Linked DNA regions of Homo sapiens: region 1 is linked to region 2. A link is a loop called in an ENCODE intact Hi-C map of the cell type or tissue named here. Cell type or tissue: left lung. All regions are shown on one strand.

Region 1 (8,000 bases), 61 kb before region 2:
ATGTCTTTATGTGAATATGAAGCCGGAATGAAAGGCTTTGGGGGACCCCCATGAGAGAGGAGAAGTACGAACCAGAGAGGAAGAAAGAGCCCTGCGGCTCCCTGCCGAGAGCCAGGCACCTCCTCTGGCCGTCACGCCAGGCTGCAGAGGCCCTTTGTAAGTGCAGGCGACTCTTCTTCACTTGGCCACGACAATAGTGTTTTGTGGCGAGGGATGGGATGGGGGCGGCAGCGAGGGGCTCGCCCCAGGGCCTGCAGATGTTGGATGAGGGGTGATTTATTGCTCCGGTGTCCTCCTGCATTTGGCTACCTTCCCAGACCCCAACATCGGTGACAGAGGAGGGAGGGCCGGCAAGAGGGGGAAGAGGCCGGTGGCAGCAGTCCAAGGGGGCACCCCAAAACCTCGTGTGGGGAGCAGAGTTGGGAGTGAGCGAGGTAGCATGCAGGCGGCATCCCGAATACTTCTAGGGGGAAGAGCGCGCGTCCCAGCCAGCCCAAAATGAAACTCGCAGGGCCTCAAGGAAAACTGGGCTGAGTTTCTCAAGAGCTCTCCCGTGTTGAAAAAAAAGATCTACCGGGATGCACGGCACGGGGACCTGGCCCCAGGAAGAGCAGGGCCGTGAGTGAAAACGCTGCTTCTGGACAGCGTGCACTCAGCCACAGTGGCTGGGAGAACCCCTCACCCTCGCCGTAGACTTAGGCCAGCGCACTCAGCATGGCTGCCAAGCTCGACAGAGGCCAGTTTATGCTCCCAGGCACTCTTGAGATCCACTTTCATCTGGAATAAGGAGCAGAAAGGAGCGGTTTTCCTCTTGAGTTCTGACCTGGCCCAAACCAGAGAAGCCATAAATCCAACCAGGAGGGCTGTTCCCATGAGATCCCTGCTCCCATTCCAGACCAAATAAGCCGAGAAGAGCTGGGGGGCAGCCCAGCAGCTGCTGCAGCGTCTTCTGAACTGACAGCCTGCAAGCTGCCGTGCGCCCACTGCTGTGGCCGCCCCATCCCCAGCGCTAACCCAGGCTAAGGAGCTGGACGCCAGCCGCCCAGGAATGGATTCTGGGTCACTTCCAGGGAAGAGAAATCACTGCCGATCAACTCACACACGGGCGAATGCCCGTTTCACGGTGAAAGGTGTGTGAGGAGAAGGCCACCCGGGGCTTTTTATCCTGTTTGGGAATGAGCTTTGGTCACGGAGCCCTGGAGGAAAACACCACACAGAAAGCGTGCTTCTATCCACACAGAGGGTGCCGTTTCCCCTGCTGCCCTGCAACATTTGGACATGGAACAGTGCTAGGCTACGAGTTAATTCACAGAGGAACTGCCGCAATCCCAGTGGGTGGCTTCAGGCTGTCAGAGACAGTGGTGGCCCAGGGAGGGACCAGGAGCCTGGGAGGCTGAGGAAGACAGAGGTGCGGACAGTGGGCACCTGAACTCTATGGCAGTCACGGATGACTGGCTACAGGAACCTGTCCCCTCCAGTTCCATGCTGATGGCCACAGCCACAGCCCCGCCCTCTGCAATATCAAGAATGGTTTCAGCATCTCCAGTCTCAGGCATGGGCCTAGACTCTCTGATTTCGTGAGGCCAACCACAGCCTCCGGACAGTGTGGCTCCTGACTCCTGCCCCAGGTTTGGGGAGACTCTGGGATGCCCAGCTCCAGCCTGCTAGGATGCCCACCTCAGCCTTCTATGGCAGGTCATTGAGTGTGCCCAGCTGTGATGTGACAACTAGGCCTGGTTCGGCGGGGGACAGCCACCGGGGGCATCTGAAACCCACCAACCCACCAGACCTGGGTGGGGATGTGTCTGGGTGTGTCTCCCCACGCAGGCCATATTGGGGAAGGCTCTTGGATTCTCCTTCCCTGGTGGGCTCAGGGGCCTGCAGGAGCATGCATGCTCTGTGGGTCTCCTCTCTGTGGAGGCCCCTCTGGCTTCCCAGCCCCGTGGCATGGATGTCACTGGAGTGACAGCACTGTGACAACCCACTGTACTTTCTGCGGGTTGGACGCTTCTTGAACATGGCTGGTTCAGCATCTCGGGGGCCTGGACACTGCCTCGTCAGCACAAATCTCTCCCCAGCTCCTTGCTGGGATATGTGGAAACATTTTTCCCATGGAAAGAGAGTGTGGCCTTTGTCAGGGGGCCACGGCCAGCCCGAATTACAGTAAAGATTAATCCCAAACAAGAGACAGAGACAGAGACAAAGAGCATCATACACTTGGGTTTTCAATGGATGTTTTCATAAATGTATGAATAATTTAAATTATCATTGCCGAGTATTTATTCGAGTGTTTCAGGGGGAAAAATGCCTCCTCTTTTTTCTCCCTTGATTCTTTTCATTTTTGCCTCATCTCTTTTATGTGCTGCATAGGCTGTTTTCTTGCCATCTGAATCGGCCCCGGGAACAATGGGATGTATGAGGCTGAGGAGCCGGGGAAGAATGCGCCCCTTGTTGCCGACGCCGCGCCTTGACATTGATTAATGAGGGTGCGGACACGGGCAGAATTTGTGAGAGCTGAGGGGAAACCAGAGGACGTGGGGGCACCCGAGGAGGAGGGCAGGGGCTGGCAGGGGAAGGCCACGGCCGTCCCTCCACGCCCAGTGGGAAAGGGCCAAGGGAGGGGTGGCCTGGAGCCACCGTGCAGAGGAGCACTGACTCGACAGGTCCCCGGAGGACAGGGCCCCTGTGGGGTTCTGGGTTGGTCCGCTCGGTGGAGGGAGGGTGGGGCTGCAGCCAGGTTGCTGGCTCTATAGGCAGGGCCCCCACCTTCCTTCCTGCACCACTCTTTTCCACCCCACACAAACCACTCTCTCCCGCCTCCACCCATGACCCTCCTGGAGGCTCTGTTCTCCTGGACCCCAATAGGCCTTGCCTGTCCCCGGGACCCATGACCCTCCTGGAGGCCCTGTTCTCCTGGACCCCGTGGGCCTTGCCTGTCCCCAGGGCCTGGCTGCACTTCCACGACATGGCTGTTTCTTCCTGACATGGTCCCAGTGGCACCTGTGGATCATCCACACAGAGGTCGGGTTCCGCTCTGTTCTGTGCCATCTGATCCTGTTTATTGAATGACAGATTCCTTAGCAGTAGGAGTGGACTTCTTGGGGATGTCCTTTTGGTTCTGATAGAATCCTCAACCCAGGCTATCCAGGAGCCCAACACTGACATCAGGACCAACAGCAGCGATGGGGAAGCAGATGGGATGGTGTCTTTGATGATGTTTGGATACGGTCCCATTGGCTGAAAAAATACCTTGATCAGCTGACCACACAATCCCCACACACAGGTCCCCACTGTCAGGTCTGCGGCATTGACCTCTAAGATCGGTGGCCCTGAAAGGAAGGTTTGGGGGACGATGCCCAGGGTATCACACCAGGGTCTCAGGCCCTGCCCAGCCAAAAGGTCTGTATTCACCACAGAAGCATCCTGGGGCCACAGCTCCCCAACGGTCAAGATCAAGCTCATTGTAACCATCTCCCCATGTGTTGGTATCTCGTCTGATGTGGAACATGTTAGCACAGGGCCAGGCACCCAACAGGGGCCCAACACACTATTCAGAATAAGAAGAATCTGTCTCTGAGGATGATACTAACTTAGCTGAAGCCATTCTTGCCCCTGCGAGATGCTATTGTGGTAATGTATCTCGGCTCACTGCAACCTCTGCCTCCTGAGCTCAAGCATTTCTCCTGCCTCAGCCTCCCAAGTAGTTGGGATTACAGGTGTGCACAACCACACCCAGCTAGTTTTTGTGTTTTTAGTAGAGACAGGGTTTTGCCACATTGGCCAGGCTGGTCTTGAACTCCCAACCTCAGGTGATCTGCCCGTCTTGGCCTCCCAAAGTGCTGGGATGACAGATGTGAGCCACCGCACCTGACCAAGGGCTTGGAGTTCTGAGGCCTGCGAGTCTGACGGTGCTATTGGGTGGACATCAGCTCTTAAAAGCCGCCATCGCCCTGGGTCGCCTAGCAGCATTTGAACTGAGAAAGGCATTATTTTTGCATAGAAACAGAGTGTTAGGGTTGGAAGTTGCCCAGCGTGTCAGACCCTCCTCAGATCTAGAAGTTTCTGGTTTGTGTCCAATAGGAGAATGGAAGGAAAAGACGCCTGTCTGAAAAGGAAAACCATTTTCTCCATTAACTACTTTCTCCTCTTTTCTGGTAAACTTTTTACAAGGAAACACACTTTTTGCTGGCCAAGCAGAGCCTCCCGGGCAGTCCTGCATCCTGCAGACAAGGGGCGGGGCTGTGGTGGGAGAAGGATGGCAGATTCCAGCCGAGGCGGACCCAGTGGCCACACGAGACTCCGACATGTGTCTGGGCGCAGCTTGCCTGGCCGTTCTGCTTGGTGCACTGGCCACACCCTGTCACCCGCGTGCTTCTGAGTTAATGTACCAGGCAGTGACCTTGATAATGATCTGGAATTGCAGGATTAATGGGGGGTGGCAAGGCCTCCTGGGAAGGCACCGGCTTGGCCTCGGGAGTCCTTGGTCTACGGCCCTGGCTGACCTTGTTTGTAGGTGACCTGGGGTGGACGTGGTGTCCCGGAAACCCCGCTTCCTTGCCTGGGGAGAGCAGAACCTCCTGGGCCAGGCAGAGTCTCCTGGAATCCTGGGGAAATGCTGGGTAAGAACAGGAGGAGCTTGGAGCATCTCATGGAAACAAGTGCCACCTCCCTCCAGAATGCCGCACTTGCTCCTGTTCCTCGGAGAAAGAGTGAGTTCCAGGTGTCTGTGCCCCCAGGGAGGCGACAAAGGACTCTCTAGCAACCCCCCACGGGCACAACCAAACCCAGGGGGGCACCCGCACAGCTGGGGTGACTGCCCGATTGGTGACAAGCCTAAGTGGAAAATTACAGTCCTCCCAATTTTATAATTAATGACAATGGCGGAGCCGAGACGCCCAGGACCCGCCATCCCGCCCCCACACCCCTCTCCCCAGCAAAATAGTTAGGGTGATTTGTGTCAGCAAATTAAGCAGAAATGGTTGTCTCTATGACTTGATGGACATGCCATGTTTAATTCATAAAGATTTGGGAAGGTGGTTTCTTCTCCATTTCCCCCCTCACCACGGAATGGGTGGTGTTTATTGGCTAATTTGGGGATCTCCAAATCTGTGTTTCTGTTGCTGTTGGCGGTGGCATTTCCTTTTTTGGCAGAGGAGTTGCTGCAAGCACATAGGATGGGATTTGCCGCGTCTTCCTGAGCTCGGCCTCCCGGGGAAGCGTGCGGCAGGCGGGCGAGCCGACCCCGCTTTCCTTTCTGGGTGAGACCTGTTTCGTGGCCACAAAGGTCCCACTGACTTCCCTGTGTCCAGCTCTGCTGCCAGGGAGCTCTTAAACGAGTACCTGGGGAGGGGTCACCAGCAACATGAAAAAGGAAAGGCTCGGGGCCTCTGTGCCAGGAGCAGGGAAGAGGGCCCCTCGCCAGGTGGGTACTTAAAATCTGAGGCTGAGCTGGAGGGAGAGGGCAGAGCTGGGGTCAGGGAGGGAGCAGGCAGAGCCACGCCGAGGTAGCGGCGGAAATGCAGGTGCTGGTGGGAACCAAGAGGATGGGGCCTCCCCATCTCAGTTTGTGTGAAGCCCATCCACAGTGGCAGAGAGGACCGCAGCGAGGGGGCCGGGAGGATGAGCGGGAGGACCGCAGCGAGGGGGCCGGGAGGATGAGCGGGAGGACCTCAGCGAGGGGGCCGGGAGGATGAGCGGGGGCCTCCATTCCACCTTCAAAGACTCTGGGGTGCAGGCGTCCAGCCAGGACCTCTGAGAGGCGCCCAGAACATGGGGACGGAGGCAGGAGGCTGTGAGGAGAGAGGGGCCTTGGCCACCTCTGCTGTCCCTACTGCAGGCCAGCGTCCGGCCGGCTCCAGGCCTGGACTCCCAGAATTCAAAGGTGCCCCCGCTCAGGCAGCCCTGCCCCCACCGCCCACTCAGGCCAGGGCCAGAGGGGTGTCAAGATCACCTGAAAAGGCAGCCCCTGAGGGTGACCAGAGCCCCGAGCCCCAGCGGGGACAAATGAGGAGCTTAACTAGCACAAGGCCGCATAAAAGGGAACGGGAGAGGAGGGACAAAGCCTCACCCATGTGCTCTTTTGGGCTTTGTGCGCACTGGCCCCTTTCCCAGTATATCAGGCTCCCAGTGAATGGAGGCCCGCGCCGCGCAGTCCTTCCGCAGCCCTGACGGTTTCACGAGCCGGTGAATGGAGTGCAAATTAGCAGGGTCCCCGGGAGCCTTGTTACTGTCACTCCCAAACTGACGGCCCAAAGACGACGCGAGGATTAATCCACCCGGAGAACTCGCCCATTATCCAGGCAAGGTAGGAAGCTATTTATTGTCCCCTCTTTCATGTCTCCTCCATGTTGCCCACTGCAGCGAGCCTTTACAGCAGAATGGAGCAGCCGCGGATACACACCCGCTCCCACCCACACACTCACGCCGGGCCCAGGCCGCCAGGCGTGGATGCACGCGCACGCACACGCATGCACACGTGCACACGCATGGACACGCTCGTGCTGCAAGGCCATGGGCCACCGTGTGCTGTTCCGTGCACATTTATTCTCCTCTGAGGACCCAGGCCGGCTTGTCCGTGAAGTGCCAACATTAGGGGCTGTGCAGGGCAGGGTGAGCGAGCACTGACCACCAGCGCCGGCCCCCACTGCTGCGGCCAGTGGGCTGGACGACCAAGGACGAGGCCGGGGCCTTGAGACAAAAGTCCCAGCAATGAGGCAGGGACCTCACAGCAGAGGGAGCTGGACCCAACCTGTTTTCAAGACACGAATCTGCTGCAGCCCCCGACGGGCCCCAAGAGACTCTGCCTTGAGTCTTTTCTTAGGAGTCCACCCACGGCCGCATCTCCAGCTAGATCAAGCCCACGGCTTTTCACACTGCTGGACCAGACACCACGAGAGATGTTCGGTCAACACTGTGCATATCTCAACTTTCAGGTGGACACTGCTGCCCGGAAATGACTTTCACTTATTTTCAATCGGTCTACTTAGAAAAAGAAAATCGGCATTGGCTACGCTGTGACCAAGACAGCTTAGGGAAGAAGGGCAGGGTGGCTGCTGACCGCAGGCTCTCAACAGACCTGTGTACAATGGGTGGGCAAGCAAGTGTCCATGAGTGCAGAGACAGACAAGCAGATGTCTAATGAAGGAGGAGACAACCAGCATCGAACAAATGACCAAGAAATAGATGCCTAGTGGGTGAATTGATCAGCAAATGTATACACGTGTGCATAAACAAATCAATATCTAATATCTAAACTAATAAATGTATGAACAAATACATGCCTAATGAGTGAATAGACAAATATCTCATGAATGCGTGGACAAATCGATATCTAATGAATGGACAAACAAATGCATATCTATGAATGGATGAACAAATACATATCGAATAAATAAATGAATAAATACCTAATAGATATATGAACAGATATATCTCTAATGAGTGAATAAACAAATATCTCATGAATACGTGGACAAAGCGATATCTAACGAATGAATGAACAAATGCATATCTATGAATGGATAAAGAAATAAACATCTCATAAGTGAATGAACAAGTGGATGTATATCTTGTGAATGAATAAACTAATGCATATCTAGAGGCTAAGGGTGGCCCCTTCCAGCCCTGTGAACCCATGACATAAGTTCAGCCACAGATTCTCTTGAATTCTGATTCCCTCAACTTAGAACATGTGCCTGCTATTTAGAGCATGTCTGGGAAATATTTTATCAGCCTTTGCATGTGGCTTGAGTAAGTGGAATCAGACGTGAAAGTCACACGCGTGCACAGACACACGCGTGCACGCACACACTTCCATGATGCCCACAGGCTCTGGGCAGGGCTGTCTGCAGCTGTGGTTCCAGCTGGGAGCCTGGCTTCTGAGCCTGTGCGGCTCCTTCCTGAATCTGAGGGGGGAAAGCCTTCCAGGGCCTTGGTTTCCCCATGGATCCCAGGGAGCATGTCCTCATCTCCATGCTCAGAGCTGGATCAGGAGTGATGCC
Region 2 (8,000 bases):
TCTGCCCATAAAGACCTTATCCTACCAAACAACTGGATCTGGCCCATGTCTGTTTTCAAGAGACAATCAACCCCCAGCCCCCACAAAGGTGTTTTTTTTTTTTTTTTTTTTAATGGGATCGCAAAAGGCCTGGGAGCCTGGGGGCAGGTCCCCAGATCAAATGCTGTAAATTCAGTCAATCAATAGAATAAATGCGGTAAACACAACAAAATGCTGGCTGTGTTTGGGACGTACTTGTGTGCTGTGTATCTGAAATTCAAATTGAACTGGGTGTCCTGGATTTCATCTGCCGGATCTGGCCACGCTCCCTGAGGGCCTGAGCTCTTGCGCCGGCTCAGCGGTTGCCGAGCGGCCCTCCTTCTCCAGGTCCCGCCCTCTGAGCCGCCCAGGCTGAGCCCGGCAGGTGCTAACACTCCCTGCCCTGGGACCACCATCTGGGCGACTGGGCAGCCACGGCTGGTTCTGGCCGGCGGTCACCTCTTGGCCCTCGTGCTCAGCCCCAGCCCAGCCTCTAACCAGACACTCACTGGCTTACAGCTTGCACCACACGCTAACTCCATAGTCCTACAGCACCCTCCGTCCTGACACGCTGGGAGACCCCGTGTCCCCACCGAGGCAGCTGGAGGCCGCCCCAGAGCTGACGCCCCCACCTGCTTCTCTCAGGCCACACGGTTGGTGCAGAGGCTCAGACAGAAGCCACTTCCTCTGCTTCCCCCCTCGAAGAGCTAAAAGCAAAAGCCCATGTGGGCCCTGGGACTCTGGCTTTGAGCTGTGGCCACTGCTTGAGCCGGGCAGGGGCTGGGTAGTGAGCCTGACCTGGAGCTGAAGGACGGAGGCTTCTCTGAACGGGTCCAACCTTCTCTGGTCTGGAGAAAAAATTCCCAAAGCAGATTTGTTTCCCTCCTTCCCAGTTCCTGTCAGTTAAAAATCATCTAGAGAGAGAGAGGGAAACCTCCAAATGCATAGCTCCTGCCTCTACCAGGAGGAGGGGTGACAGCAAACAAAACCCCTCCAAACTAGAAAACCATTTTGTCCTTCTTTTGGGGGTATATATTTGGCTTTGGGTCCATCCTTCTTCTTAAGGATAGGCATTGACTTAAATCCAGCCATAAAAATAGAAGCAATGGCTACTTTTACCTCCGCAGGCAGAGAGAGGATTTGCTGCAGAAATCACCTTTGACCATTTCCCTCCAAGAATCATTTCCCCCAAAGTCACCTAAAATCAAACCGATCACAATTAACACTCAAAGTGGCCACCATCAAACGCGTGGAAACTGTCCTGCTGCCCGGGAGCCCTGCAGACAGCCCCATCTGTTGCTCAGAGCAGCCCGGGACCCTCATTCTATCACGGCTCAAAGTAGGTTATCTAAATAAATGGGAGAGGAAATCAACGAGATATATTAGCAAGGTGGGATATTTGTCATCTCCTCTGTCTTTCCTTCCCCAAGAATATCGGTGATGAATTTGCAAATGGTCCTGGATTATGACAGAGCTGTTTTCTCTCTTCATTATTTATCCCTTCTCTGAGCACCTCGATTAGAGACCACAGTGACAAATGCATGAATAAAAGGCAAAGACAATATTTTAGCAATGTGTTGTAAATCTCCTTCTACGCATTATTAATTTAAAGAAATCCATTACACCGAGCAGCTCTGAAGAGGAAGACAAGGGTAACGCAGGGGTGCCTGCTGCTCTGGAGGGTCAGGGAAAGGAAAAGCAAAATCAGCTGCGTCCCTGAGCTGAGGCCAGGCTGGTCTCTCACTGAATCCCCGAAGCCTTGCAACCACCTAGATTTTATTTGAATAAAAGGTGAAACATTTGCTCCCCCAAACGCAAGCACATTTTGCAAAGTGGAAAACGGCGCTGTTTGAAATGATCTCATTTTTCAGGAGCGGGGAAGGCGAGGCCGGCGGCCGTGCTGGGAGCCTGCGGCCCTCCCTCCTCCGGGTGAGACGCGGCAACGCTGCTGTATCGGGAGGAAGGAAAAAGGAAAACAGATGGAAGGTGCTGGTCGCAGGAGCAAGTGCCTCGGGAACAATGGAGGGGCCCCTTTTCTGCTCCCTCAGAGAACACCACGGTGCAAATCTGTGTACAGCGATACCACCAACCACGCAGATAACAGGGCAATAACACCGCAAACCCGAACCCAAGTCCTCGCGGAGACCATGCTAATCGGGCGAAGCCACACGGCAGCCGCGGCCAAGCCCTGCAGCCTGGATTTTCTTTCCCCTATTTTATTTTCTTTCAAAACCCTCCAAGAAAGGAGCCATGGGCCCCGGGTCCCACCGCCTGCCTTGGCCGGTGTTTGAGCCAGCTCTGGACGCCTCCGGAGAGATGCCTCTCCCGGGGCCCTTCCTGGAGAGGTCCGCAGGACGGCAGCCTCTCTCCAATCTGGGGTCCCTAAGGAAGACTCCAGAGCCCCTGAGAGGTCGGGGGGATGCCAGGCTGGCCCCTAGAGCTTGGTACCCACATGGAGCACCCCCTGGAGTTTGATGTGAGGCCTCAGGGCCCACAGGCAGGCTTCAGGGTCTGGGAAGAAACAGTCTGTTTCTACCAGGGATGGCGGGGTCGGTTCACACAAAATCTCCATTCACCCACATGAACCAAAGGCTTGCTTTGGTGTCTTGCTTTGTTTTTTAAGACAGAATTTGAGTTTCTTTTTCATTTGCTTAGACTGATGATCCCCCTCCTTATGAAGCAAAGGGATTTTTCTAGCAGTTTTTATACTTGCTACCCACTACCCCCTGACCCAGGGTTCCTGGTAGAGGAGTGAGAACGGCCTGGGGGTCAGCAGCGGTCAGCCCACATCTCAACCAGGGCTCCATGCCTTCCTCCACCGCGACCAGCACCAAGGTCTCCTCGCCAGTGCAGGATGCCCGGCCGACTGCGTGAAGCTGGAATGGTGCCCGTGCAGGGACCTTAAGAACACCAGGAAACCCAGCTTGGGCCATGGGGGCCAAGGGAAAGTGGGAAGGGCCATGGGGGCAGGAGGTCTGGGGCATGAGGCAGGAAGGCCATTCCTGGAGGCGGGAGGAGTGTGCTGCCCACAGCTCCATGCTGCAGCCCCTGGGAAGCCCTTGGCCGTCCTGACAACGCCTCCACCTGGCATCCTTCTCCTTGAAGTTTCAAGTTATTCCTATAGAATGTGCAAAGCTGCCACAGCGACAGGCAGCTCCGTCGCCTCCTGTAACTGCCCACCCAGAGGGGATGGGAGTGCTCCCTCAAAAGCGTCCCCCTGCCCCCCCACCACGCCGCCCAGGGAGAGTGCGCCAGCCCGTGGTGACAGCGCCAGTCCGTCCACTTAGGGATACGGTGGTGGATCTCCATGGCAGATCCTAACGACTTGTCACAGGCACGACCGTGGCAGGTCCCGGTGACAGCCACAGCGGTGCACATGGGAAACAGCAGCAGGGCCCAGTGGGACCCGGCAGCTCTAAGATCAGAAACTCACAGACAAAGGGCCGCAGATTGGGAGAGTGCACGGGAAGGGGAGCGCCGTCCCTGGGCTGATTTTACTGTATTTTCCGTGCGTCAGCCTAATTGCTTCAGAAGCTGTGGCTTTCTTTAACGTGGAGCTCGCAAAGGAAGCCTCCCTGGTAACATGTGAAATCAAAAGTTGGATCTCTACGTAGATATGCACGTATTAATTTGCATTTTGTAAGACAAGTGCTGCATGTTATTAATATAATTACTGGTTATAGAAACTGTGTATTTACTGCGTTTTCTATATTACTTTGCGTTCCACGCTTCTCAATGGTGCGGGTTTAATATTCAGCTGGTGTTTACTTAGCATATGACTGTTAATCAGTGTAAATTAAATGTGTACTTGAAACCCCCACTTAAAGCTCAGCTAATTATTTTTTGATCCAAACAGGACTGCCTTTTCCGGAAGGGTGAATCGGGGCTCTCTGGGACCAACTCATAGCGAGAGAAACTGTTGCCAGCGTTGAGGACCAGCCTCCAAAAGACACCCGGCAATTGTCCTTGCCCCGTTTCTCCTGCAGCACATGATGGATTGCTTCCAGGGGAGCCCCGCTCTGGTCCAGCCTGGGGACCGCGCTGTGGGGAGCTTCTCTTCCTGGGGAACCGCCCGCCCGTCCTGTCTAGCCGCACATGGACCACTTTGCCAGCACAGTGCAAACCATGTGGCTTCAACACTGGTTCAGACACATGTGTAGACACACACAAGCACACACATGTGCACACCCAGCCCAGGGCTCCGGGGCCTGCTTTAGCTCCCCAGGCCCACGTTCCTCACCTGCCTGGCCCAGACCCTGCCTGGCCCAGAGCTCACCACTCCAGAGCTATTGCCTGAGGACACGGAGCTACAGGGGTGAGGAGGGCTGCAGATCCCTCAGGTGGCAGGGGAGGGGTCACCATGCACCAAACAGGGAGGCCAGGTGGGGGCAACCCCTGTTCCCACTCAGAAGAAAAGAGGAGCAGATCTGAGCACCGCTGGAGCTGGAGCTGGCTCTGGCCTGGCTGGCCCCGGCCCCAGGCTGACTGGTTCACTCCTCTGGTCTGGTGATTCCTGGGCACCTCCCTGACTAGGGGCCCTTTAGAAATGACCCCTGTTAGTTTGTTCTCCTGGGAGCCGTCCTCAGAGCCTGTCTTCTGGTCTGGGCTTGGTAGAGGGGAGAGAGGGCACAGCAGGAAAGCAGGCACCAAGGATGGGCCCAAGCCTCTGGACAAAACCCCTCCTGCCTGAGGACGGGGACCTCCTGGGGCTCAGGCCATGGCCTCAGGCATCTCTGAAGCCAAGGACCCACGCTATGGCTGAGTCCATGCAGCCCTCCCCAGGGGACCTGGCCCAGCCACGCATCAGAAACCAGATGGACGACGGACGGCAACATAGCCTTGTCCTGAGGAGCCACTGGCCCTTGCTCTTAGAGACCTCATGGGGAAGTGTAACTTCCTGAGCAACATGCTCCCTGCCATAGGAGGCAGCACCGTAGACCAGTGCCATCTCTATAAAAGAGGTCAGAACCCCTCCAAGCCTTCATTTCTTCTTTGGGAGATGGGATCTAATTTAGAGAGTCTGCTCAGAGGATTCAGGAGCCAGAGAGTAGCCACTGCTTGGCAGGTTGAGACAGCCAGTATATCTCCATGGATGGATGGATGGATGGATAAATGGATGGATGGATGGATAAATGGATGGATGGATGGATGGATGGATGGATGGATGAATGCATAGATAAATGGATGGATGGATGGATGGATGGATGGATGAAAGGAGGGATAAATGGATGGATGAATAAAAACTGCCTCAAAGCTAGGTTCCAAATGGGGCCTAACTTGGCATTGCCCCAGATTCTGAATCAGGAATTCTCAGAGACTCCTGCCTTCCCCACCTTCACCATCACAGCAGCAGCTATGGCAAGATGCCCCCAGAGCCACAGCAGGGACTCCAGCCACGTCCATGCTCAGCCTATGTCTGGTCTTGTTTTGGATCCTGTACAAACCTCAGTGAGGATGAGGCCATTCTGAGCAATGTGCCACGGGGCCGAGTGGTGACCAGCACAGCTTCAGGAAGCACCACGCAGAGGACAGAGCAGACTCCCACCCACCAGACCCCTGTTCTCTCCAAGAGTGGGATGTCTCGGCCCAAAGGCATGTTCCCATTTCTGAGATTTAAAAGCCACAGTTGGCTGGAAGGTGCTCCAGAGACAGGGGGCACAGGCCACACACAACGTCCGTGATGACTTCCCACAGTCCCAGGGTGAAAGCTGACCCTGCCGGCCCACAGTTGGGCTCTCTTCTCCGGGAGTGGAGAATACAGTGAGCCGTGTATTCTCAGCCGTGAAGCTGAGCTCTTGTCTAATGCACGCCCGGCCACTCAGACACTCTGGCAGAAGCCAGTGCTGTGGGCGGCCTCCCAGAACGGCGGTGGGGCTAGCAGTGTCGACGCTGGCCTCTGCCCCAGGTCCTGGCTGGACACAGCTCACACGTGCTGCCTAGGAATCAGGTAAATCTCACCTCTGCTTTATCCACAGGCAGATGGAAGTCTGATCAGAACACACCCTCTGGGAAGCCTGTTAGTAAAAGGAGGAAGGGTACCCACATGGAACTACCTAGAGTGAGCCTGTTGGCCCATGGCCTGGCTGGGCAAGGTGGACCCCACAGCCACTTTCCCTGTCCCTCGCCTTGCAGCGGAGTCTATTCCCAGGAGGAACTGAGTGTAGGGTGTTCCCTAATCCCTAACCCAAGGAAGAGCCCCCGAAAAGGACCCTGCTCGTCCCCACTTCTGTCTGGACTCTGGGGAGTTTTGGACCTTGGTCGAGCCTTCTCTAGACCAGATGGGGGTACAGAGTGTGCCCCAGGGCCCTGCCCCCATGCCCAGCGAGGGGACAGACACTGACTCAATTTGTTGTACCCAGAGACAAAGGCAACTGGGAAGCTAAGCTACGCAGGAGGCACAGAGATATCTCAGGACCAGGAGGCCCAGGGGTCCCGCCACCTCCCCGAGGGTGGCTGCTGGAGGACCAGCCCCCGGCTTCCATAGCTCTAGGACCAGCCCCCCATTTCCATAGCTCTAGGACCAGCCCCCCGTTTCCATAGCTCTAGGACCAGCCCCCCGTTTCCATAGCTCTAGGACCAGCCCCCCCGTTTCCATAGCTCTAGGACCAGCCCCCCCGTTTCCATAGCTCTAGGACCAGCCCCCCCGCCCCCACCCGGCCTCCATAGCTCTTGCAGCTCTGTGCTTTCCCTCCCACTCCCATGGGCTTCAGAGACCAAAAAGTAAGGAGGAAGCTCAAACGTCCCCAACGGCCAACTGGCGACTGGAAAAACTCTGAGTTCCCCTGTGTGTTTGAAGCTCGAGTCTAAATGACCAGATTCTTGGGAGGGTGGGCAGGTGTGCACCAGAGATGCCAGGGAAAGGGGAGTCCGCAGTGGGTGGCACTGTGTCTGTGTTTGGACTAGAGACTGAAAACCTCCATTTTTATTTTATCTTTTTATTTTATTTTACTTTATCTTTGAGATGGAGTCTCGCTCTGTCACCCAGGCTGGAGCGCTGTGGCGCAATTTCGGCTCACTGCAATCTCCGCCTCCTGGGTTCGAGTGATTCTCCCACCTTACCTCCCAATTAGCTGGGACTACAGGCACGGGCCACCACGCCCAGCTGATTTTTTTTTTTTTTTTTTTTGAGATGGGGTTTTACCATGTTGGCCAGGCTGGTCTCGAACTCCTGACCACAAGTCACCTGCCCAACTTAGCCTCCCAAAGTGCTGGGATTACAGGCGTGACCCACTATGCCCGGCCCCAAACCTCAATTTTTAGATAGCCAAGGGCCAAGTGTCAGACCCACAGCTTTCCTTTTACAGACAAGGAAACAAGTTCTGGAAGGTTACATGGCTCTCCCAAAGCCATCCCCCTACGCAGTGCGAGGCTTGTAAAGTTCGCCTGTGCGTTCGGGGGGATTCCAGCAGATTCAGGAGGGATGTCTGTGCCCTGTCCTGGTGTCCAGGGTGACCCGTGTCCTCTCCTCAGGGCAGGAGCCATGACAGGAGATGGACACGCCCCAGCCAGTGTCCACTTGTCCTGGCCTCTTGGTCCATCGTGGCAGAGCCTGGATAACCCCGGGGCTCCTGCCTCCTTGAACCTTGTCCAGGCCCAACAGGAACTAGGCAGCTTCAAAAGTAACAGCAGGAGTACACGCATCTCAGAAAACCCGTGTCCCTGGCCTTAAGCTTGGATGAGTAGGGCGGGTGGATTGCTGTGTCCCCAGCCAGCCCAGGAGCCTCCCTCCCTCCTGAGCGGTGAAGGTGGATGGATGGAGGAAATGGTAATTAACAAGGGAACTGGCCGGTGCTCCTTCCTGATGAAATAAAATTCAGCACCATCTTGCATAAAAGGGCATTCCCTAACTGTGGGCCAGGGGCTGCCTGAGGCTTCACAAATGCCAGCCTGGCTCATTGAGTGGTAAACCCAGGAAGACAGCATGGATTCCTGGCCTCCGTCAGCTGGGAGCACCCACGGCTCCCTGCAGAGGCCCAGGCGGA

The links. Hi-C counts contacts between places; a loop is a spot of excess contacts. Peaks named below come from ENCODE experiments on the same cell type or tissue, not always from the same donor. Only the 100,000 strongest peaks of a DNase experiment are listed, where the experiment ranks them.
Region 1: a loop joins it to region 2, with 2.7 times the contacts of the local background. A loop is called at or near these places in 2 of 110 quality-filtered maps.

Annotation. Positions count from the first base shown.
Region 1 is chr1:3,210,288-3,218,287 of GRCh38, reverse strand. The region is part of intron 2 of PRDM16 (PR/SET domain 16); the gene reads right to left. It overlaps LOC105378605 (a long non-coding RNA gene), which reads left to right and starts at 4,543. Exons shown (of 2, transcript XR_007065436.1): 1 at 4,543-4,709; 2 at 6,361-7,552. RefSeq lists an enhancer at 254-1,022. In left lung, no CTCF peak of the experiment used is centred here; no DNase peak of the experiment used is centred here; H3K27me3 peaks cover 2,394 bases.
Region 2 is chr1:3,149,534-3,157,533 of GRCh38, reverse strand. The region is part of intron 1 of PRDM16 (PR/SET domain 16); the gene reads right to left. Among named protein-coding and RNA genes, the nearest start is that of MIR4251, 26 kb to the right of the region's middle. RefSeq lists enhancers at 2,834-3,333, 3,334-3,835, 7,503-8,000. In left lung, no CTCF peak of the experiment used is centred here; DNase peaks (open chromatin) are centred at 1,933, 2,933, 3,283 and 4,143; H3K27me3 peaks cover 3,262 bases.